Linked DNA regions of Homo sapiens: region 2 is linked to region 1. The links are chromatin loops, found by intact Hi-C in ENCODE. Cell type or tissue: thyroid gland. All regions are shown on one strand. Links, peaks and the distances in the headings refer to the core of each region. The heading gives the core; the rest is flanking DNA. Region 1 overlaps CACNA1G (calcium voltage-gated channel subunit alpha1 G). Region 2 holds the start of WFIKKN2 (WAP, follistatin/kazal, immunoglobulin, kunitz and netrin domain containing 2).

Region 1 (10,472 bases), core at 2,473-10,472:
CCCTCAGCCCCCAGCCCCACTCGCCACTGGGCAGCCCCTTCCTCTGGCCTGGGGTCGAGGGCCCCGACAGCCCCGACAGCCCCAAGCCTGGGGCTCTGCACCCAGCGGCCCACGCGAGATCAGCCTCCCACTTTTCCCTGGAGCACCCCACGGTGAGCAGACACCCACCCCAGCCGTGAGAGGAGCTGGGGCAGGAGAAGGGTGTGGAGGGTGGTGGGCGGGAGCCAAGCGGGCAGCACACAAACCCTAGGCTCCTCCTGGAGGCTCCCGCCCTCCGTCCTGGATGCTGAGCGAGCAGTCACTGCCCCTCCCCAGGGATGGCTGCCCACACTCACCCCACAGGGCCACCCCAGCAGACGGGCCAGCTTAGCCATGCCCTGCTCCTCCAGCCTGGTCTGGCCTCCCCTTCCTGACTCATAGGTTCAAGGCTAAGTTTTCTGTTTCCTTCCTGTTTCTTTCTTACCCTTGCCCAACTGCCAAATCTCTTTCCTACCCACCCTTTAACCTGCCTGATTCTCTTCCATCTCTCCATCCTTTTATCTTCTCTTTACCGCTCTCTCTCTCTCCCCCCGCCGTGGGCTCTGCTCATTTTCCATCTCCCATCTCTCCTTCCTCCTTCGCCTTCCCTCTTCCCCACCCCCTCCTCTTTTTCTCTTTGTTGCTGTGTGTGTTTTTGTGTGTGTGCACATGTGCATGTGTGTTGTCTGGGTGTCACCTCTTTCTCCTCTGTTTCTCTTGTCAATCCCCTTCCACGACACTTCCCATCACTGCCCTCTGACCCCTGCTCCCCTGCCTCTCCGGCTCCCCTTACGGGCTGGCTCCCCAGGACAGGCAGCTGTTTGACACCATATCCCTGCTGATCCAGGGCTCCCTGGAGTGGGAGCTGAAGCTGATGGACGAGCTGGCAGGCCCAGGGGGCCAGCCCTCTGCCTTCCCTTCTGCCCCCAGCCTGGGAGGCTCCGACCCACAGGTTACTGTGCCCCTGTGCTGTGCCCTCTCCCCTGACCGTGCTGGGCTGTGCCACGCTGTGCCATGCTTCTGGGGAAGCTGGGAGTGTTCCTGCCCACTGGGTATCTGTAGAAAGTGCAGCCTTGGAGCCTCAGTTGAGTGCAAGAGGCAGTCAGGGGTTCTTCTAGACTGAGATCACCTCCAGAAAAGAGCTGGAAGGCAGGGCTGCTGAGATTGCCCCTCTGATGAGAAGGGTGTGTGGAGGAGGAGCTTGGGGAGGGGAGAGGGGATTTGTAAGAATCTGGAAGAGAAAAGAGGGGATGGGGCAGAAGATAAGTTAGCAGGGGGACCTTAGGGGGTGGAGGGAAGGAGGTATCAGATCCAGGGAGGAAGGCCTCCAGAGACAGTGTAGGTGGCCAGGGAGCCCGCTGCCAAGCTGCAGTCTCTCTATCTGCTCGTGTCCAGCACACACTTGCCAGTCCTCAGTTTGGTGGCTTTTTAAGCCATGGAGCCCACTGGGCATGGTGAGTGCTGTCAGGAGCCACTGATTTCTGTCCTGAGAGAGATAGAAGGCTCCAGCTGGGAGTGGATTTTGAGAACTTGGTGTGAAATAGGACTTGGCTTCCTGCCCAAGCCCAGCCCCTTCCCACAGCGCCACATGGCCCTCTCCCCCAGTCCCATTTAATTCCAGGTCTTCTGCTTTCTGGGCTGTTCCTGCCCTCCTCCCCTCCCCTTGATCCCCTCACCACGACCCACTACCACGTGAGAGAGGGCCCCACCCTCCCTCCACCTAGGTGAGAGGCTGCAGACCCGGAGTGGAGACAGGTGTCAGCTGCAGATAGAAAAGCCGAGTCCTCCAGAGGCCCTTTTGGGTGGTGGGGCAGGCAGGTTCTTAGGAAGCCTTTAGCCTGATCCCAGAAAAATGGACAGTGATCCTCATGTGGGAAGGGACCTTGCCTCTTGTTGGGATTCAGTCTCAGATCTGGCAATGACCTAGAATGATCAGTGGGAAAGTGAGTCCCTTTCCGAGGCCTCCCCTTCCTGAAAGAGGCTCACAGGGAAAGGTTGTGGGAGAAGAGGACACGATGGGAAGGTGATGGGGTTCTGGGAGGGACGGTCCAACTGTCCCCTAGCATCCTGTGGGCACTGAGGCAACCCCCTGGGTCCCAGGTGAGCCAGCCAGATGGTGTGGCAGCCCACCCGAGTGCGCCCACTTCAGGCTAACGGGAGAACATCTCCCAGAGCCCAAGTTGGAGAGGGCGGGCGGGCTGCAGGCAGGCGGAGGAGGGCCCACGAGGGGAGAAGCCAGAATCTGGGGGCAGGCCAAGTCCTGCCAGGCTGTTGGAAGCCGAGAGAATAGGCAGAAAACAGCCGTCAGATTGGTGGCATTGTCGCCGGCGCCCCCCGTGCCGCTCTGTCTGTGCCGGGAGGAGAGACAGTGCTTTGCTGGCCTTTCTTCATTTTTTTTTTTTTTGGTATCATCTTTTTGAGAGTCGCAAGCCCTCGGTCCTCCCGCTCCCTCCCTGGGTGGTGGTAGTGTGGGAGGGGCTGGGGAGGCTCCTGGGGTATCTTTAGAATGCGTTTCTGTGTCTCCTCGCTTTGTCAGTGTTTGCTCTGGCTCTTCAGTGCCTGCCGCAGCCTCTCTGATCAGAGCAGGGGGTTGAAGTGGGTGCGGGGAGGCACTGTCAGCTTGTTTGGGGAAAGGGTGGGGAGAGAGAAGGGATGCCTTTTTCCCGCCCCCCTGTGCTTCGTGAAAAGGGGGAAGTGGGGACTGAGAGAGAGCGCGTGTGTGCGTGTGCACGCGCGTGTGCGCTGTCCTGGTTTCTCATGCCTGATCATCTCTCTCCCTGTCTAGATCCCTCTAGCTGAGATGGAGGCTCTGTCTCTGACGTCAGAGATTGTGTCTGAACCGTCCTGCTCTCTAGCTCTGACGGATGACTCTTTGCCTGATGACATGCACACACTCTTACTTAGTGCCCTGGAGAGCAATGTACATACACACTGCCCTCACTGCTCCCGGCCACCCCCGGGGCTGGACTGGCTGCAGGGCTCCAGATCGGCCCAGGGAGGGTCCTGGGGCCGCCTCCTCTCAGTTTGCTGCCAGGCTCCACCCAGAGGCATCAACTGTCAGGACCTCGGTGGCCCACGCTTTGCTGGCACAAGGTCTTCAGGTTCCCCACTGGGGACAAAGAGATTAGATAAGTTTAAATTGGGGCCTTGCCCTGAAGGGTATAGGAGCAGCGGCAGCCATTATGAAAAAGTGAATCCAGACACCCAGGAGTGACACGGCCCAAAACAGGTGTCATCAGAGTCAATCTATGAATTTGGAGCCCTGTGCAAGCCAGCCCTCCCTGTGCCTGTTCCCCTCCTCCCCACCCCACCCCACCCCCCAACAACATGAGACCTTCACACCACGTGGTGGGTGAGAGCCGCATCTCTGCCACCGCTGCCATGCCCTTCTTCACTTGGAGCGCTGTTCCTGTCTCCTCCGTCACTGTCCCCGTGTGTCCCTGCGTCTTCACCAAACTCAGTGGGGTGAATGGGGCTTCTCTGTGCTCTGATAGCTTCCCTACCCTTTCCCTTCTCCAGCTCCCGTCCCTTCTGACTGTGAGCAGCCCCCTCCTCTCCACTGTTCCCCTCCTGTTGTCAGAGGAGGGCCCAGCTGAGGCAGGGACTGGACCACCGGCTGGGGTGTCCCTAGGGGTCTTGGGTGGCTGGCAGTAGTGGAGCCTGGGGCTGAGAGGGGAAGCAAAATAAGATTGTCCTCCAACTTAGCCATCCTCAGGCCTGCTGGGGCTATTTAACTGGCTGGGCCTGCATGGCGACAGGGCCCCTACAGCCTCCCTGGGAACAAGGGGTGAAGGGTTCAGGGGGAAGGGGGTCACAGAGTGATGGAGAAACCTCTTGAGAACAAACTAGGCTCCCTCATGCTGGAGTCCAAGGCTGAGTACCTCCCTTCTCTGAAACAGAGCAACAACCCCACTCCCACCCCGAGTCTGTCCACTAAGGGAGCAGCTGAATTTGGCCTCCACCCTCACCTGCCAGAGTTATTGGTTAAAGTGGAGGTCAGGGAGCCAGCTGTGACATGCCTCTGGTGGTCATCTGCCATTCAACTCACCTGAACCCAACCCAGGCCCTGTGCTGGGACCTGGGGCTGCTGTAAGAACTGGATGAACAGCCTGCAACCTGCAAGCTCTCCTGAGCTGCCTGGTCCCTGCTCCTTGGGAGGGTCCTCTCCCCCTCACCTCCCCCACTGACAGCACAGGGTCGTAGGGGCTGCTGTTGGCTTTTTTTTTTTTTTTTTTTTTTGAGACAGGGTCTCACTCTGTTGCCTAGGCTGGAGTGCAGTGATATGATCCCAGCTCACTATAGCTTTGACCCCCCCGGCTCAAGCAATCCTCCCACCTCAGCCTCTGGAGTAGCTGGGATTACAGGTGCCACGCCACCATATCCAGCTAATTTTTTTTTTTTTTTTTTTTTTTTTTTTTTTAGAAATGGGGTTTTGCCATGTTGCCCAGGCTGGTCTCAAACTCCTGAGCTCAAGCGATCTGCCCACCTTGGCCTCCCAAAGTGCTGGGATTACAGGCATGAGCCACCAGCCACTGTGCCTGGCCTGCTGTTAGCTTTTAATCCTCCCCTGAGCTGCTCTGGGTCAGGGCCCCAGCCCATCCCTGTGGACACCGGGACTCCCTTCAGAGCCTCTAAATGGGGCCTTTAGAATCAGCTTGTGAGCCACCTGCAGGGCTGGGGGCTGGGGGCTGCTCTCCCTTCTCTGGATACCTCCCCGCCCCTCCACCACCACAGTGGGAGCTTAAAGGTGATACAATGTGTGCAGTTTTGCAGGGGGTGGGGGGCAGGGCCTGCAGACTCTCCCGGCTGCCCAGACCCCCTCCTACCTGCTTCCTCCCCGCGTGTGGAGGGCTCATCCATGTGTCTGCCCCTCTCCCCAGCCATGCTCATGCCCATCTCTACCTTGTCCTGGGAGGGCACGGGGGTGAGGGCTGGGCGGGGGGCGCTGCTGCTTTCTGTTGTCAGCGCTGCCTCAGTTACCAAACCCACGCACACCCTCTTCCTCCACCTCCCTCCCCTGTTCCTTTTGCAGATGCAGCCCCACCCCACGGAGCTGCCAGGACCAGACTTACTGACTGTGCGGAAGTCTGGGGTCAGCCGAACGCACTCTCTGCCCAATGACAGCTACATGTGTCGGCATGGGAGCACTGCCGAGGGGCCCCTGGGACACAGGGGCTGGGGGCTCCCCAAAGCTCAGTCAGGTACCAGGGCTAGAGCAGGCCAATTTGGCTCACACAGGGAGATTCCATCCTGGCCTAAGCCAGTCCTGATCTGAGGGGATGGGGAACTGAGGCAGCCAAAGAGGTATCTCTGACCTCAGGGGAGCCTCCAGCCTGGGGGAATGGCTTTGAGTCCAGGGGGTAAGGGTAGAGGCCCTGATGAGGGGGAGAGAGTGGAAGGGAGGGCTCAGGTGAGAACCTGCTCCCCTGAACCCTCCAGCTCCATTCTCTCCCCCCACCCCTCCCCCGCTTCCCTCCCTCCACAGGCTCCGTCTTGTCCGTTCACTCCCAGCCAGCAGATACCAGCTACATCCTGCAGCTTCCCAAAGATGCACCTCATCTGCTCCAGCCCCACAGCGCCCCAACCTGGGGCACCATCCCCAAACTGCCCCCACCAGGACGCTCCCCTTTGGCTCAGAGGCCACTCAGGCGCCAGGTGAGCAGATGTGGAAAGGCAGGCACAGGCCTGGGGGCTGGACCCTCTGCTGCTGGTGATGACCTGTGTTGACACTTTCATTCTTCCAGCAAATATTTATTGTGTGCCAGTGATGTGCCAGGCTCAGTTGCAGATACCAGGGACACAGTACTGGGCAAAGCAGAAGTGGTCTGTGCCTTCTTGAAATTTGCACCCAGTTCCTTGTTCCACTGAGGAGGCCTGGAGACCAGAAGGGGTAGTGCTTGCCCAGGGTCATGCCTATCTGGTCGGAGGTAGAACCCCAGTCTCTGGTCTTTCCTTCCTCACCAACCAGAGCTGCCTCCCAATTCTTCTCCCCACTTTGGACTGAGCTATGGGGCACAAGGCAGGTTTTAAGTGTCTTCACTTTTGGCCAAGCCTAGGGCCCACCTTCCAGAGCCCAGATTCTTTTTTTTTTTTTTTTTTTTGAGTTTCGCTCTTGTTGCCCAGGCTGGAGTGCAATGGCACAATCTTGGCTCCCCGCAACCTCCGCCTCCTGGGTTCAAGTGATTCTCCTGCATCAGCCTCCCGAGTAGCTGGGATTACAGACATGCGCCACCATGCCTGGATAATTTTGTATTTTTAGTAGAGATGGGGTTTCTCCATGTTGGTCAGGCTGAGCTCGAGCTCCCAACCTCAGATGATCTGGCCGCCTCGGCCACCCAAAGTGCCGGGATTACAGGCGTGAGCCACCGCGCCCGGCCCCAGAGCCCACCTGTGATAAGGCCACAGCCCATGCCATGTGTGTGTCCTGAGGCATGAGCGTGGACACATGAGAATCTCAATCCCACATGCTTGGGGGAGCAGGCACAGTCCTTATTCATTCTGCAAATAGTCACTAAGCAGCCTCTGTGTGCCAGGCACTGGCGACACAGCCCCTGCCCCCTGAAGCTCACAGTCTAATAGTGGAGACATGCCTGCCATCAGATCATTGCAGCCTCAGCTCACAGCTGCCAGACACCTATGTGTGGAGGGCAGCAGGGACACAGAAGGGGAAGGGGTCGGTTTTACTTGGGGACAGAGACTGTCACACACTGTGTCACAGAGAACCTGAGTCCGTAAAATCGAGGGATTCTTGCCAATCAGGAAGGGTATTCAGAGCCAAAGGGGAAGTCTAGGCAGAGGCGGGGAGGCGTGAAGGAGCCAGCTCAGTGAGCAGAGATGGCCTGGCTTCTCTCATATCCCAGGAGGCAGGGGCTGCAGAGAGAGCGATTCTTGCAGGCTTAGGGGAGACCAGAGCATGGGGGAGGGAAGACAGGGTTTAGTGGGGAGAGAGGAGGCATGGTGGACAACAGAGGTCAGGCTGCAATGACCCCTATCTACTAGTAAGAGCGGCTACCAGGACCTCTGCTTAGGATAGTCCTGCTGTGCCTGGTGGTGGTGGGCAGGGGGCACAGCCAGCTTGACAGGAGGGCTAGTCCATGCTGGAGAGGAGACTGCTGGGCTGAGCCCTCCCCCACCCCATATAGGCAGCAATAAGGACTGACTCCTTGGACGTTCAGGGTCTGGGCAGCCGGGAAGACCTGCTGGCAGAGGTGAGTGGGCCCTCCCCGCCCCTGGCCCGGGCCTACTCTTTCTGGGGCCAGTCAAGTACCCAGGCACAGCAGCACTCCCGCAGCCACAGCAAGATCTCCAAGCACATGACCCCGCCAGCCCCTTGCCCAGGCCCAGAACCCAACTGGGGCAAGGGCCCTCCAGAGACCAGAAGCAGCTTAGAGTTGGACACGGAGCTGAGCTGGATTTCAGGAGACCTCCTGCCCCCTGGCGGCCAGGAGGAGCCCCCATCCCCACGGGACCTGAAGAAGTGCTACAGCGTGGAGGCCCAGAGCTGCCAGCGCCGGCCTACGTCCTGGCTGGATGAGCAGAGGAGACACTCTATCGCCGTCAGCTGCCTGGACAGCGGCTCCCAACCCCACCTGGGCACAGACCCCTCTAACCTTGGGGGCCAGCCTCTTGGGGGGCCTGGGAGCCGGCCCAAGAAAAAACTCAGCCCGCCTAGTATCACCATAGACCCCCCCGAGAGCCAAGGTCCTCGGACCCCGCCCAGCCCTGGTATCTGCCTCCGGAGGAGGGCTCCGTCCAGCGACTCCAAGGATCCCTTGGCCTCTGGCCCCCCTGACAGCATGGCTGCCTCGCCCTCCCCAAAGAAAGATGTGCTGAGTCTCTCCGGTTTATCCTCTGACCCAGCAGACCTGGACCCCTGAGTCCTGCCCCACTTTCCCACTCACCTTTCTCCACTGGGTGCCAAGTCCTAGCTCCTCCTCCTGGGCTATATTCCTGACAAAAGTTCCATATAGACACCAAGGAGGCGGAGGCGCTCCTCCCTGCCTCAGTGGCTCTGGGTACCTGCAAGCAGAACTTCCAAAGAGAGTTAAAAGCAGCAGCCCCGGCAACTCTGGCTCCAGGCAGAAGGAGAGGCCCGGTGCAGCTGAGGTTCCCGACACCAGAAGCTGTTGGGAGAAAGCAATACGTTTGTGCAGAATCTCTATGTATATTCTATTTTATTAAATTAATTGAATCTAGTATATGCGGGATGTACGACATTTTGTGACTGAAGAGACTTGTTTCCTTCTACTTTTATGTGTCTCAGAATATTTTTGAGGCGAAGGCGTCTGTCTCTTGGCTATTTTAACCTAAAATAACAGTCTAGTTATATTCCCTCTTCTTGCAAAGCACAAGCTGGGACCGCGAGCACATTGCAGCCCCAACGGTGGCCCATCTTCAGCGGAGAGCGAGAACCATTTTGGAAACTGTAATGTAACTTATTTTTTCCTTTAACCTCGTCATCATTTTCTGTAGGGAAAAAAAAAAGAAAAAGAAAAAATGAGATTTTACAAGTGAAATGGAACCTTTTTATATATACATACATACATATCTATCTATCTATCTATATATATATAAAATAAAGTAATTTTCCTAAATAAAAAGCTAATCACGGTCCAGAGTAAAAGCAAAAGGGATGGAGAGTTAGGCACGTCCAGATGGCATTGATGAGAGAGAGATCCTGGAGATGGGGAGTGGGCGGCGGGGAGGGAAGCTTCAGGGCTGCCTCTTTGTGTGTGTATGAGTGTGTATGTGTTTGTGTATATGAGTGCGTGTGTGTATATGAGTGTGAGAGTGTGTGTGTCTGAGAGTGAGAGAACCTGAACCCCTTGCTGTGGAAGGCTGCACCTCTAGCCTGCCCTCCCCAGCCGTGAAGGAGAGGAGGAGCCCCTCCGCCTGGTGCAGGCTGGGGAGGCAGGGTCTCTTCTGCTGCTATCAAAGCTTTACAGCTTCCTCTAGCTAGGCAGCTCAGTGAATGGGAGTAATTCCAGATTAACTCTTATTTCTGCTGACAGCTATCAGCCGCACATTGAAAGCTGGAAATTGGCATAATGAAGCTGTTTTGGTTAATGGGGCCGACTGAGGCTGGGGGAGGTTGCCTCAGAGGCTGCAGATCTGGATCTGTGGGTTGGTGGGGGAGGGGGGAAGTGTTTCTGGGTTTTCCTTCCTGAAGCTTCAGCACGGATTTGCCACACTTCTGGCTGGATGCGTGACCTGAGCTGTCTGGACTTCAGCCTCCTGCCTTGGGGGCGGGCTTAGCTGACTGGCATTACAGGCACTGTCCGATGGGGACCTCGTCCACCTGCCCGCAATGGAATTAAACCGTGTCAACGGAGTGGGCTGTGCTTCCTGAGGATGAGAGTCCAGGGCTGGGCGTCCAGAGGCAACCTCCTGGTGGAGGTGGTAGGGTCAGAGGCCAGGTGCTGAGTGGGGAGCTGGCCCCCTGGGCGGTGATGAGCGAGCGCTCAAGATGTTTACATGCACTGCTGCTGCTGCCTGCCTAGCGGGAGCCAGTGGAGGAGGGAGGTGTGAAGGTGGCCAGGGGCAGGCAGACAGGAAGAGGGGGAGTGGCGTGGCCCAGGCCACCTGTCTGGTGCTACTGCAGACAATATTCTCTTGTCTGAAATCTTGGTGCCAAGAGGTGGTGACCATGGGTCCAGCCAGCCTGTCACCTAGCCACCTCCCAAACATCTGTCCCAATCCCACTCCCTTGAACAGCCCCCTCCCCTCGCCCCCAGGGCCTTCAAACCCCAGGATTGGATTGGGTTTTTGAAACCTCAGTGGCAACGCTCGCTCACAAACCGTCTGATCCGGTCAACTGGGAGCTGGGGGCACCAGGCTGCCGGGCGAGTGGACCTGGAGGCGTTGTCCAGCATTGTTTTCTAAGCTGGGTGAGAGCTTTTCTCATTGCTCTTTTGGACAGAACTCATACCGCTCCTTGAAGCCAAAGCCTGGTTTTATCCTTTTAGGGTGTGCAATAATGTCAAACTTTTTCCTCTGGCCTCCTTGGGTGGGGAGAGGGAGTGCTTGTAGGAGCTGCCATTTAAGATAAAAAAAGCAAAGCTGTACAAAATTCCTAGAGTTCTGTCACCTGGATCTGCAGACTAAGCTTTTATATTTTTGTAGAATTCTATAGCTGTCTATTCCCTAATGACGTTGGAGGGTATGGGGAGGGGGTTCTGGGATCTTTCATTCTCCTAGTGGTTAGAAGATTCTGGGTCAAGGTGAAGCCAGAGAGCTGGACTCCTACCCCTCCCCACTCTTCCAGCACCCCCTCTCCCCGCTCCCGACCACCAGCCCAGCAGCACTAGAGTACTGGAGAGTTGCTTAGGTTGAGTCTTAGCATGCCTGGTTCTTTGTGCGTTCCTCTTCCCCTGGCCTCCTCTTCCCAGTAGGGACCAAGGAATTTGGGGTGAACTTACTATGCTTTTGGGTTGCTCTGTAGAGATCTGCAGGGA
Region 2 (11,532 bases), core at 3,533-11,532, 210 kb after region 1:
CTGTGGTCCCAGCTACTCGGGAGGCGGAGGTGGGAGAATCGCTTGAGTCCAGGAGGTGGAGGTTGCAGTGAATAGAGATCGCGCCAGCCTGGGTGACAGAGCGAGACCCCATCTCAAAAAAGAAAAAAAGTATTCCTCACTATGTGTTGCAGTCAAAACATTTGAAAGCCCCTGTCACAGAGGGGTTTTCTTCCCTAAGGATTACAGATTAGAGGTGGGCTCCGTTCAGCTCAGCGGGGGGCTCAGTACCTGCCTCCCAAAAGTTTGTCCCATGCCACCAGCACCTCTGGCCCTGTGGGGTGAATCAAAGCTCTCAGCAGCTGAGCTCAGTTCTCAACTGTTCTGACCACCCACATTCTACGGAGTGTCTTTACTTTGAGATCATCTTGACTCTCGGTTTCTGTTAAAGAGTAAAACAACAACAACCATAGCTTTTTTTTTTTAGATTTTTAAAGCACTGAGTCTGTCAACTCAGTGCTTAAAAAAGCACAGTTCTCAGAAAAGAGAACACACTCTGGAGAGGCAATTCATTGAGTATTTTTAGCAGGAACCTAAAAGGGGCAGCTCAGGGTAGTTGTGGCATTTAATTATGACCAGGAGAGGCCATTGGAGAATTTTAGGCAGGTGTGTTCATTTCCTGGGGCTGCTAAACAAATGACCAGGAACTTGGTGGCTTAAAACAGCACACATTTATTATCTGACAGTTCTGGAGGCTGGAGGTATGAAACCACAGTGTTGGCAGGGCCACGCTCCCTCCAGAGGCTTTAGGGGAGAGTCCTTTTCCTCTTCCAGTTTCTGGGGGCTCAGGTGTTCCTGGGCTTGTGGGTGCATCGCTCTAATCTCTGCTTCTATCTGCACAAGACTTTCCCGTCTTCTGTGTCTCGATTCTGTCTCTGCCTTTTATAAGGATACCCGTCATTGGATTTAGGGCCCTCCTCGGTAATCCAGCATGATCTCATCTCAAGATCCTTAATTTCATCTGCAAAGACCCTTTTCCCAAATCTCATCTGCAAAGACCCTTTTCCCAAGGTCACGGTCACTGTCTCTGTGGGTTAGAACATGGATATATTTGGCAGGGGTGGGGGGCTGGGGGGAGCACCACTCAACCCACTACATTGAACATTTAAACTTTACCCGTATTTTACAACCCAGTTGCGGCTTTTGTTTTGTTTTGCTTTGTCATTTAAAGTCAGGAAGGCCTCCTGAAAGAAGTTGTTTCTGAAATCGGTCAGGAAGCAGTGGGCTGGGAGAAGACAGAGCAGGCCAGGGGTGAGAGAGTGTTTAGGACAGAGGACAATGTCTGTGTGAGGTGGAAGGGGGAGTACTGTGAGGAGCTCTTAAAGGTCTGAAAGCGCGATATGGCAGCCTCCAGAGTTTGAGAGTGAAAGGGACAGATGGTAAGACCAGGGAAGTAAATGGAGGCAGAAGGTCACGGCAGTCCAGAACAATGCTTTGGCCTGCTCTTGAAGGCGTGGGGAAGCTGTCTTTAAGCCACAAGTCTTGGAATCATGATCAGTCAGAAAGAAACCTGTTTCTCATCCCTACTCCAGCTCACCCCCACACAGCCATTGGACATTTTGTTTTTATTTTTCATTTTTATTTTTGAGTCAGGGTCTCGCTCTGTCACCTAGGCTGGAGCATGATGGCGTGACCTCGGCTCACCATGACCTTCTCCTCCCGGGTTCAAGTGATTCTCATGCCTCAGCCTCCCAAGTAGCTGGGATTACAGGCACGCGCCACCACGCCCAGCTAATTTTTGTAATTTTAGTAGGGACGGGGTTTTACCATGTTGGCCAGGCTGGTCTCGAACTCCTGACCTCTGGTGACCTGCCCGCCTTGGCCTCCCAAAGTGCTGGGATTATAGGTGTGAGCCACTGCACCCAGCCTTCATTGGATATTTTGTATTGTTGGAATGAGTGTGAGGGGTGCAATTAGCTTTAGAGATGTTGTCCTTCTTTGCTCAGCAGCAGGCAGGGAAGCAGAGAGGCCCAAGAGTCTCACACCTTCTCATTTCCCTGTCATTCAAAGGGAGAAAGAAGGAAGGCAGGAGCTCCAGAGTGTGAAGAGTAGAGTAGCTGTGGAAACTTTTAGGGTGGGGGAGACCCGAGGGGGATAGAGGCCATGCCTCTGTTTGTGGTATTCCTACAGGCCTGGGAAGAGTGGAAACCCGCCCTCGCTGTGTCCCAGCAGAGCAGGGTGGTGGAGCTGGCCCCAGCCCCGCAGCCCCACAGCCTTGTGGCTTCTGCACTCTGGTGTTTGTCTTGGCTGAGAGCTCCACAGGGCTTTTTGAAGCTGATTCCATCAAGGCAAAGCTGGAGGAGTCAGGACATGGGATCACAGAAGAGGCAGCTGGAAGGGGCCTCAGATGGGGAAATAGAGGGGGTCCCACAGTGAGATGATGGCAAAGCAGGAAGAGAGCCCAGGGCTCCTGACTCCTTGCACAGTGCTCAAACCAAGACCATGTAGCTTCCCGAGTGGGTGAGGAGCCCGAGACAGGCTCCAAATCTTCTAGGAAGACATTTGAATGCCAAAGGAGCCCAGAATTGTGCTGTCCCAGAGGTGCCTCCTCTTCTGGGTTCCTGACACAGAGACTCCAGGACTCCAGATTCCAGGGGCTCACTGCACCTGTAGACCCCCCCGGGCCAGGCAAGGGTCTCCAAGGAGGCCTAGCTGGCCCGGGACACTGGGCCATGCCCCACCCCTGACAACCCCATAATTCTCAGATGTGGATTCAGGACTGCCCTTGCTTTACCTCTCTGCTCAGTGAGGACCCTCCCGTGTCCTGTTCCACACAGATGCAGATGGATCACGTGTCTCACAGCTGAAGGCCTCCCCCATCCGTCTCCACCATCTGCTGAGGCCCCATAATTATTCCAAGGCCCGGTGCAGCCTCACTCAGAGGGGAGAGTTCACGCGGTCCTGTAATGCAACCCAGGCCCGAGGCCGCGCGGGCAGGGGGTCCCAGCTGGGTAATGAGCCGCTGGCTTTATTGAATTCTCCGGCTTGAGTCTGACTAATCACTGCCTTTAGCCAAGGCAACCTGGGCTGCCATCTGAGCACCCTGGCTAGGACTTCCTTTCCTTCTCAGCACCCCAATTCCTGCCCCTCCTCCCCAAACATGTTTAAATGACCAAGATCAGAGCGGGAGGGGCTCCTGGGGGGCTGGTTTCCCCCCATCCATTTGGGAGAAAATGTGGCTGGCTCAGATCTGGGGCCCAAGCAGGGTAGACCAGAATGGGCCGCTGGGGTGTACTTTGCTGGGGCCACCCTGTGCCGCGCCTGCAAGACCTGCAGCTCCCACCCCCACCCCATCTCCTAAACCTGCTGACGTCCCTATCACCTCCCCTTTCCGGAGGCCTGGGCCCCGCGGAGGGAGGGCCTTGGCCGAGGAGACTGTGGTGTGGGCCAGGCCTTTCCAAGGAGAGGTGTAGGAAATGCCTTCCCTCCTTTGAGATTCTGCCCAGGCTTGGGCCCCACCCAATGTCATGGTCGTGCGAGAGCCAGCCCCAGGTCTCTCCCTCCTCTCTGTTCCCCAGCCCTGAGAGGACTCCCCACCAGCATTCACCATTCTTATCTCTGCATGCTGGCTTTCTAGACTAGACGGTACCCTCCCTGTGGACAAAGATTGTTGTTATTTTCTTTTTTTTTTTTTTTTGAGATGGAGTCTCGCTTTGCCACTCAGGCTGGAGTACAGTGGCGTGATCTTGGCTCACTGCAGCCTCCGCTTCCTGGGTTCAAGCAATTCTTCTGTCTCAGTCTCCCAAGTAGCAGGGACTACGGGCTCACGCCACCATGTGCAGCTATTTTTTTTTATTTTTATTTTTAGTAGAGATGGGGTTTCACCATGCTGGCCAAGCTGATCTCAAACTCCTGACCTCAGGTGATCTGCTCACCTTGGCCTCCCAAAGAGTTAGGATTACAGGCATGAGCCACCATGCCTGGCCAGTTATTGGTTCCGATGTGCCCAGAACTTGGCACACCGTAGGTGCTCTAAAAAACCTTTGTGGAGAGAAATAGAGGGAGCAGGTGCAGTGTGAGGTAGGAGTGTGGGTGTGGGGTGTGCATAAGCCACGTGGCACCCAAGATACTCTTGTGGCACCTCTGTACCTCCCCATCGCGGCTGCTGGGGGCTGGCTGACTTGGGAAATGGTATCAGCTGTGCTGTCCCGTCAAGACCCTAGCGGCTCAGGAGTTGTTAATGTCAGGGTGAACCTGAGGTCAAGGGTCACTGAGAGTGACCTGGTGACCTCCTCCCACGGCTCCTAGAGCAGATTTGAACCCACCCTGGCAGTGTGAAGAATCCATGGTTCTCCACCCTGTGACAATGGTGGGGGATGGAGGGGCCCTTCCAAGATGGGGCCAAGCCCAGCCCTCTCTGACCTCTCATTCTGAGTAGCAGGAGAGCTGTGCCTGGTGTCCTTGGGGAAAGGGGAAAAGGCAGATCACGCCCGAGGCCAGGCCTCTGCTCAGGAGACCCAGCCCAGCCTCTGCTCCCAGTGGCCTGAGTGGAGGAGGCCCGGTGGACAGTGGGCATGTGCCACTGAGCCGCTCCCGCTGGGCCCACCTTCAGTACCGTGGGTTTGGTGAGGGTAGGGCCCACACCACCCACAGGGAAGAGTGTGAGGGACACAGAGTCAGACACACAGACACACCAAGAGGAGAGAGAGAAGGAGGCAGATCCAGAGCCAGTTCCAAGGGCCTCTGGGAGGGAGGAGAAGACTTCAAAGCGCTCCCAAACAGCTTATAAACAAGCCAGTGGGCGGGGCAGCCAGCATGGGCTGGGGGTCGCTTTCTGGAGGGGCTGGAAGCTTGCACGGGGTGTGTGGAGGCCATAGGCCCGGGGTGGGCAGGAGGAGGGCCCAGCCTAACCTCTCTGTGACTCGGTTTCCTCTCCCGCGCTAGGGAGCTCCCTCCTGGGGCTGCCGTGGGGTCAGCAGCAACGTGCAGGTGAAAACACTGTGTGGGCTCCAGGCCGATCAGATGTTATTTATTATTCTGAGCTGTGTTTTGGTGGGAGACTTGGAAGGGCTGGAGGGAGAGTCAGAGTGCTTTGGGCTCCTCTCTTTCCCGATGCTGCTTTGAGAGTTCTCAGAGTAGAACGTCCAGGAATGGGGCCCGGGAAGGAGAAGTCCGTGGCTTGAGACAGGACCAGGTTGGGTGTGGGGGCTTTCTCCATCAGCCCCAGGAGTGGGGGTAGGATGGCCAAGCTTCCCCTGCCCTGCCGTGTGCCCCTCTCCTGCCCTCCTCAGCACCCCCCAACCTCTGCTCGGTGCCTCCCCTCCTCCGACCCCCTCTCATCTCTCCCACACCCTCTAATGGTCTCTTGGGACTGCCCAGAAATCGGCCTCCTCTCCTTGGATACTTGTCCTGGCCTAATGGGGCTGTGACAGTTTTTCTAAGTCCTGCTTATAAATGTGTCACTGTCCATGTCCCTTTGTGCTATCAAAGGAGGCTGCGCAAACCGCGTTTGTCCAAGGGCTGTGTGAAGGCCCCCGCGCGGAGCAGCTGGAACACGGGCTGATGAAATTACGGGGAATTCAAAGCAGCCGGCGTCGCCCGCTGTCTGGCTTCATTACGGGGACTGGCCTCGAAGGGAAGTTTATTCCAATAATTTAGAGGATTAGGATCTGACACCCTTCATTAGCGATTTGACATAAGCAGAAAAGACAGATCCTGCAGAATGGCCGCACAACGGGAAGGGACCAGCTCAGGCGGGGAGAAGGCAGCACCCGCCCGGCTGGGAAGGGGAAGGGTCTGGGTGTGGAAGCGAGGGTCCCGTGGCCGTTTTACAGTCCTGTGAGATGGCGAGCTGTGTTCTTGAAGGGGAAAGTGGACGTGGGGAAGGAGCGGCCTGGGCTCAGGCCTCAGTTTCCTTAGCTGTAAAGCGAGATTACCTTCAGGATCCCTTCCGTATCTGATGCGTGTGGGGGCCACTCCACCTACTGTCCCCGGGACACAGCAGCTCCTCAAGGCCCTTGTGGTTTGGCCTTGGAAAGGTACCTCTCTTTCGGGGCTCTATGTGCCTCCGCCCCCTACCCCCAGGATCGAGTGACCAACTCGAAAACACTCAGACTGCAGGCTGCTCTGTGGCATTTTAGATAGAAGCCATTTGCTGCCAAATGGGGGAGGAATCGCCCCCAGCCCCTGGCAGCTTCTGGCTCTCTTCCCGGCCCCTCCACAAATATAGCCCCTGATGTTTCAAAAATTTCTTGTCCAGTCTGTGAAAACCAGAGTTTGGGCTGTGCCTTGACAGCAGTTCTGGCAGATGGATGGGGGAGGGGTGATTTTAAAAGGCCCCTGCCCACACCCAGCAAGCTGGTGTCCCTGTTTCCTGTACCGTGGTGGGGTAGCTGTGCGACATGGGCAGGTTGCTTAGCCTCTCTGTGCGTCCTTTCCTCCGATCTGAAATGGAGGTGCAGTTTGTTGTGAGGATTAAATGAGATGATGCGTTCAGAGAAGCCACACGTGTGAAGAGCCCAGTGCATCTGGCAGCTGGTACCACCAGGACTGCTCACTCTGTGCGACCTTGGACAAGTCGCTCGCCCTCTTCGACCACAGACCTTCTCCTTTGGGAAGTGGGGGAGGCCAGACAAGGCTGGCAGTCAGAAGGAGCTCACTGAAGAGCAGCCACTGTGGTCGTCAGCGAGGGCAGCTGGACTCCGGCACAATCCTGAGACACTGTGACCGCGGAGGTTTTCTCGGTGTGTCGATGGAAGAGGGAGGAATGTGATCCGTCCCAGCCGCCGGCGGGGCCAGAGCATATCTGGTATGTGTCTCTGGAATGATTTGGGGAAAATTAACTGAAGTTGGAACTTAAGACGCAAACTGCCCTGGACACAGAGATACAGAGCTGTCCGTGCGCACACCCCCCACAAAGGGCCGGGGCCGGGGTGGGAGTCGGCTTACAGGGCACAGCGCGGCGCAGGCCCGCCCTGGAATGGCCGTGAACTTGTTGTTTTTCCACGTCATTTGCTCTCAAATGTACTATCAAGCCGGGCGATGCTAACCCGGTGGCTGCAGGTCCCTCCTCGTAACAAGCGATTGTGTGTTCTTTAGAGGTGGCCAAAGGGGAGGAGGGGGCCCGGCCCCAAGGAGGTGGGGGAAAGGGAAACAAGCCCTCCTTCAGAGTGAGCTTGCGTGTCCTGGAGCCAGCTCCCCGCAAAGCACATGCCATTTCTGGCCCTTGAAGGGGTTAAAGGCCTCCTGGAGTCAAAAACAAGCAGGTGTCCCACCGTGCCAGATACGCTGCCTAAACTGCTTCCAGCTTCTTTTTTTTTTTTTCCCCCCTTCTGCAATAAGTCTGTGATCAGCCACGGGACAGAGGCGCCAGCAGCCTGCCTGTGACAGGCATCAGGTTAGCTGGCTCCCACTCGGGTGGCGCGCCCAGGATATAAATCCGGGCGCGGGCCCCTGCTGTGGCTCCTCTCCCTGCACACTCAGGAGAGGGAGCTTCCTTCTAAAGACCTTTCTTTTATCTGAAGCCGCACAGCCCGGCAGGCTGTGCTGACTTGGTGGAGGCAGCAGCGGCAGAGCAGCCTGAGCAGCAGCCTGAGCAGGAAACCTGCTGGGGTGGGGAGGGCAGGTGTCTGCAGCCCCTGAGAAGAAGGCCCTGGTGGGCCCCAGACCCTGGCATCGTTTCAGGGGAGGTCTCTAGCCGCCCCAGCCTGCACCATGTGGGCCCCAAGGTGTCGCCGGTTCTGGTCTCGCTGGGAGCAGGTGGCAGCGCTGCTGCTGCTGCTGCTACTGCTCGGGGTGCCCCCGCGAAGCCTGGCGCTGCCGCCCATCCGCTATTCCCACGCCGGCATCTGCCCCAACGACATGAATCCCAACCTCTGGGTGGACGCACAGAGCACCTGCAGGCGGGAGTGTGAGACGGACCAGGTGAGTGGGGTCCAGAGACCAGAGATGGACCACGTGAGCCTGTGAGTGACGGGGGTGGGAGCCGTCGGGGAGGGACTGTGTGGGAGTGTGAGGAGGACAACGTGAGTGGGGTCCAGAAGCCACAGTGTGAGGCGGACCAGGTGAGTGGTGTCCGGAAGCAGGAGTGTGAGATGGACCAGGTGAGTGGGATCCAGAAGCCACAGTGTGAGGCAGACCAGGTGAATGGGGTCCAGAAGCCGCAATGTGAGATGGACCAGGTGAGTGGTATCTAGAAGTGGGAGTGTGAGGTTGACCAGGTGAGTGGGGTCCAGAAGCCGGTGTGTGAGGCGGACCAGGTGAGTGGGGTCCAGAAGCCACAGTGTGAGATGGACCAGGTGAGTGGGATCCAGAAGCTGGAGTGTGAGGCGGACCAGGTGAGTGGGATCTAGAAGTGGGAGTATGAGGTGGACCAGGTGAGTGGGGTCCAGAAGCCACAGTGTGAGATGGACCAGGTGAGTGGGATCCAGAAGCTGGAGTGTGAGGCGGACCAGGTGAGTGGGATCTAGAAGTGGGAGTATGAGGTGGACCAGGTGAGTGGGGTCCAGAAGCCACAGTGTGAGATGGACCAGGTGAGTGGGATCCAGAAGCTGGAGTGTGAGGCGGACCAGGTGAGTGGGGTCCAGAAGCCAGAGATGGACCATATGAGCCTGTGAGTGATGGGGGTGGGAGCCACAGGGTGGGGACCATGCAGGAGTGCCCTGCAGGTCCTAGGAAGGTGAAGGAACACAGGCCCCGTTCACCTGGAGAGAAACAGGGCACCATCCTGTCTATTAACACCGAAGCCTGGAAGGAGAGGTGGGAGCGATGTCCCAGTTCATCAGGGACTGGAGCCCGAGGATTCCTCCTTCATGCGTGCTGAGGGCTACTGTGGCCAGCACCGTGCCGGGCACGTCGTGTATGTTGGCATGACATGTCAGCATGGTGGGCATCAGCAGCCCATTCACAGGTGAGAGAGTGGACACAGAGCCAGGCACGGAGGGCACAGTTGTCATGGCCAGTGAGGGAACGATGAGCTTGGAACTCATGTCTAACAAGAAAGCTTTGATTGCATTGGACTCCAGGCCACCTCCTCAGGAGTTTGGACCCTGAGCCTGAGAGAAGACCAGGCTGACGGCAGGCCAAGCAGGAGCAGCTCTGAATGGATCTCTGGTGTCCCTGGGAGGAAGGAGACCACGTTTCAGCCTCCCAGCGTCCTTGGTCCTGCCTTCTGCTCTGTATCAGAGGGCACTGCTGCAGGGCAGGGCCAGTTCTCTTCTAGCTCCCGAGTCATTCCCGAGGGCCATTCCTGCCCACCCCCTCTGGGGCAACAGGCTGTGGGACCTACACCTGCTCCAGGCAGAGCTATTTCCTGCCCAGTCTGGCCAGCTCTGAGGGCAGCACGGAGTCTCCCAAGGCTCCAGATCCAGGCTGGGGCATCCCCAGGGAACACGAGAGACACTGGTTCCCCCATAGATGCCTGGTTACCCACAGGAGAGCAGAGGGCTGACCTGGAGAGGGTGGCCTCAACCTCACAGTGCCCAGGGACAATTCTTAGGCCTCCCAGGACAGATGCTCCCCTTGGGCAATGGTGGTGCCAAGTGAAAGGAAGATAAGAAGTCAGGAGGAGTGGTGGCTGCTCCCATCTGGCCAAGGTCATGCCATTAGTTGGCTACATTTGCAGGCACAGGCTGGCCTGATTAACCAGGTAGGGCTTGGGGATGGTGAGACTCTGGTGGATTTTGTGTGTCTTGGAGAGAAGGCACCTGTGGAAGGCTGGGTATCCAGACAGCCCTTGGGGACATTCTGGCCCCCTTACACAGAAGTGTTCTAAGGACCCCCTGTAGGTTCCCTGTGGCCAGAAGTACCTTCCCTCTGGTGCCCAAGGACCCAGGCTTTCATGGACCTCCAGGTCCTGAATGTCTTAGGGAATGGGATGAGGCTCAGGCCAAGGAGAAGGTTCTCCTGCTCCTACTCCCTCTCCTGCTCTCCATTCCCTGCGGGGTCTCTCTCCCTTAGACCCAGCTCTGAGAGCTGCCCATCCCTGTCCCAAAGCCTCCCCTGGTGTGGCCTAGAAGACTATGCCAAACAAGGGCTGCAAAACAAAGTCCCCATTCTGAGCCGAAACGGGTAGAACAGTAAACAAGTCAAGCAGGCAGGCTCCATGCAGCCAGGGTGGGGGGATATTTTCCCCCTCTTAGCTGATGTGGAATGTCAAAGAGGCTGAAATAAAAGTTGGAATGACAAGAGGCCAGCCCTAGTGGGGAGTAATTCACAGAGTTACTACCTGGTGGAGGATTAGGAGCGTTGCCTGCCTGCCAAGTGGGTACGATGTGTTATTGTCGAAAACACCACGTGAAATCCTTGTTTGTGTCAGCTCCAGGAGCATGTTGCTAATTTCGAGGAATTAAACTAATGCTTTACGTGGCTCCACAGAATATCAGAGGGGATTACAGCCTGGCAAGTCCTCGCTGACGGCCTTGCTGACCTTTGCCACACAAGGGGACTTTTTTTCTTGTTGCTTTTCCCGTGAAAGGTCCCACACGGAGCTGATACCTGGGCCTGGCACAGCCTGTGGCTCTGAGACCTGGCGTGTGGGGCCCGTCACGCCTGCCCTGACTGTTGGCTGTGGATCGATCTGGGCCCTCTCACAGCCTCTGTTCCCCGTGTGTGTCGGTCTCCTTGAGGGGAGGAGAGGTGTGGATCATCTCGGATAAAGTCCCAGGGGCATTCCCCTCTTAACCTCTGATGCGATCTCTTCCAGTCAGCAAGGCATCCTCACTCCCATAGGAAAGAGATGAAAGGCAGGCCTACTTGTTCAAGCTAGACCTCATTTGTGCTATATGATGCAGGAGAAAAAACTCCATTTCTCAATCCCTTCCACTGGGAGCTTGGAGCCTTGTTCTGCCACTTCCCGTCTCTGTGAACTTGGGCATCACCTCTCTGAGTCTCTGCAGTCTCATCTGTAAAATGGTTGTAGGAAAACTTTTCCTCTTAGAGTCTTTGGCCCACCCCTTCCTACCCTGCTAGCTGAGTGACCTTGGGAAAGTTACTTAGCCTCTCTGTGCCTCAGTCATCATCTGTGGAGTGGAGATAATGGCTATACCCACCTCTGGCTTGTGATGAGCATAGCAAGCTCACAGATGTCAAAGTTCTTACACAGGGGCCTAGCATGTAGGAGATGCTACGTATGCATTCGTTATTATTTTCAAGTGTTTTGCTCCCACTAGATGGTGAGTACATGTTAGTTCTCCTCCCCACAAACCATGGGGTAGGATAGGGAGCCCCTCCTTTCCTCCTTCTCCCTGTTCAGGCCACTCTCTCTGGCTCTTTCAGGAGTGTGAGACCTATGAGAAGTGCTGCCCCAACGTATGTGGGACCAAGAGCTGCGTGGCGGCCCGCTACATGGACGTGAAAGGGAAGAAGGGCCCAGTGGGCATGCCCAAGGAGGCCACATGTGACCACTTCATGTGTCTGCAGCAGGGCTCTGAGTGTGACATCTGGGATGGCCAGCCCGTGTGTAAGTGCAAAGACCGCTGTGAGAAGGAGCCCAGCTTTACCTGCGCCTCGGACGGCCTCACCTACTATAACCGCTGCTACATGGATGCCGAGGCCTGCTCCAAAGGCATCACACTG

Evidence for each region. A loop is a pair of places that touch in the nucleus more often than their neighbours do. Peaks named below come from ENCODE experiments on the same cell type or tissue, not always from the same donor. Only the 100,000 strongest peaks of a DNase experiment are listed, where the experiment ranks them.
Region 2: a loop joins it to region 1, with 3 times the contacts of the local background. A loop is called at or near these places in 8 of 110 quality-filtered maps.

What each region holds. Positions count from the first base shown.
Region 1 is chr17:50,618,857-50,629,328 of GRCh38, forward strand. CACNA1G (calcium voltage-gated channel subunit alpha1 G) reads left to right here. Exons shown (of 38, transcript NM_018896.5): 33 at 1-152; 34 at 827-970; 35 at 2,804-2,938; 36 at 5,051-5,219; 37 at 5,504-5,673; 38 at 7,161-8,618. The coding sequence ends at 7,895. LOC101927253 (a long non-coding RNA gene) reads right to left here. Exons shown (of 2, transcript XR_243718.2): 2 at 8,174-8,484. Among named protein-coding and RNA genes, the nearest start is that of ABCC3, 11 kb to the right of the region's middle. RefSeq lists an enhancer at 6,693-7,465. In thyroid gland, for the core only: a CTCF peak has its summit at 7,453 (motif pointing left); DNase peaks (open chromatin) are centred at 6,826, 7,455, 9,261 and 9,536; H3K27ac peaks cover 2,670 bases.
Region 2 is chr17:50,828,267-50,839,798 of GRCh38, forward strand. It overlaps WFIKKN2 (WAP, follistatin/kazal, immunoglobulin, kunitz and netrin domain containing 2), which reads left to right and starts at 7,320. Exons shown (of 2, transcript NM_175575.6): 1 at 7,320-7,881; 2 at 11,233-11,532. The coding sequence starts at 7,672. RefSeq lists enhancers at 229-458, 2,089-2,960, 2,961-3,831, 3,991-4,511, 4,512-5,032 and a silencer at 579-688. In thyroid gland, for the core only: no CTCF peak of the experiment used is centred there; DNase peaks (open chromatin) are centred at 6,765 and 7,325; H3K4me3 peaks cover 948 bases; H3K27ac peaks cover 415 bases.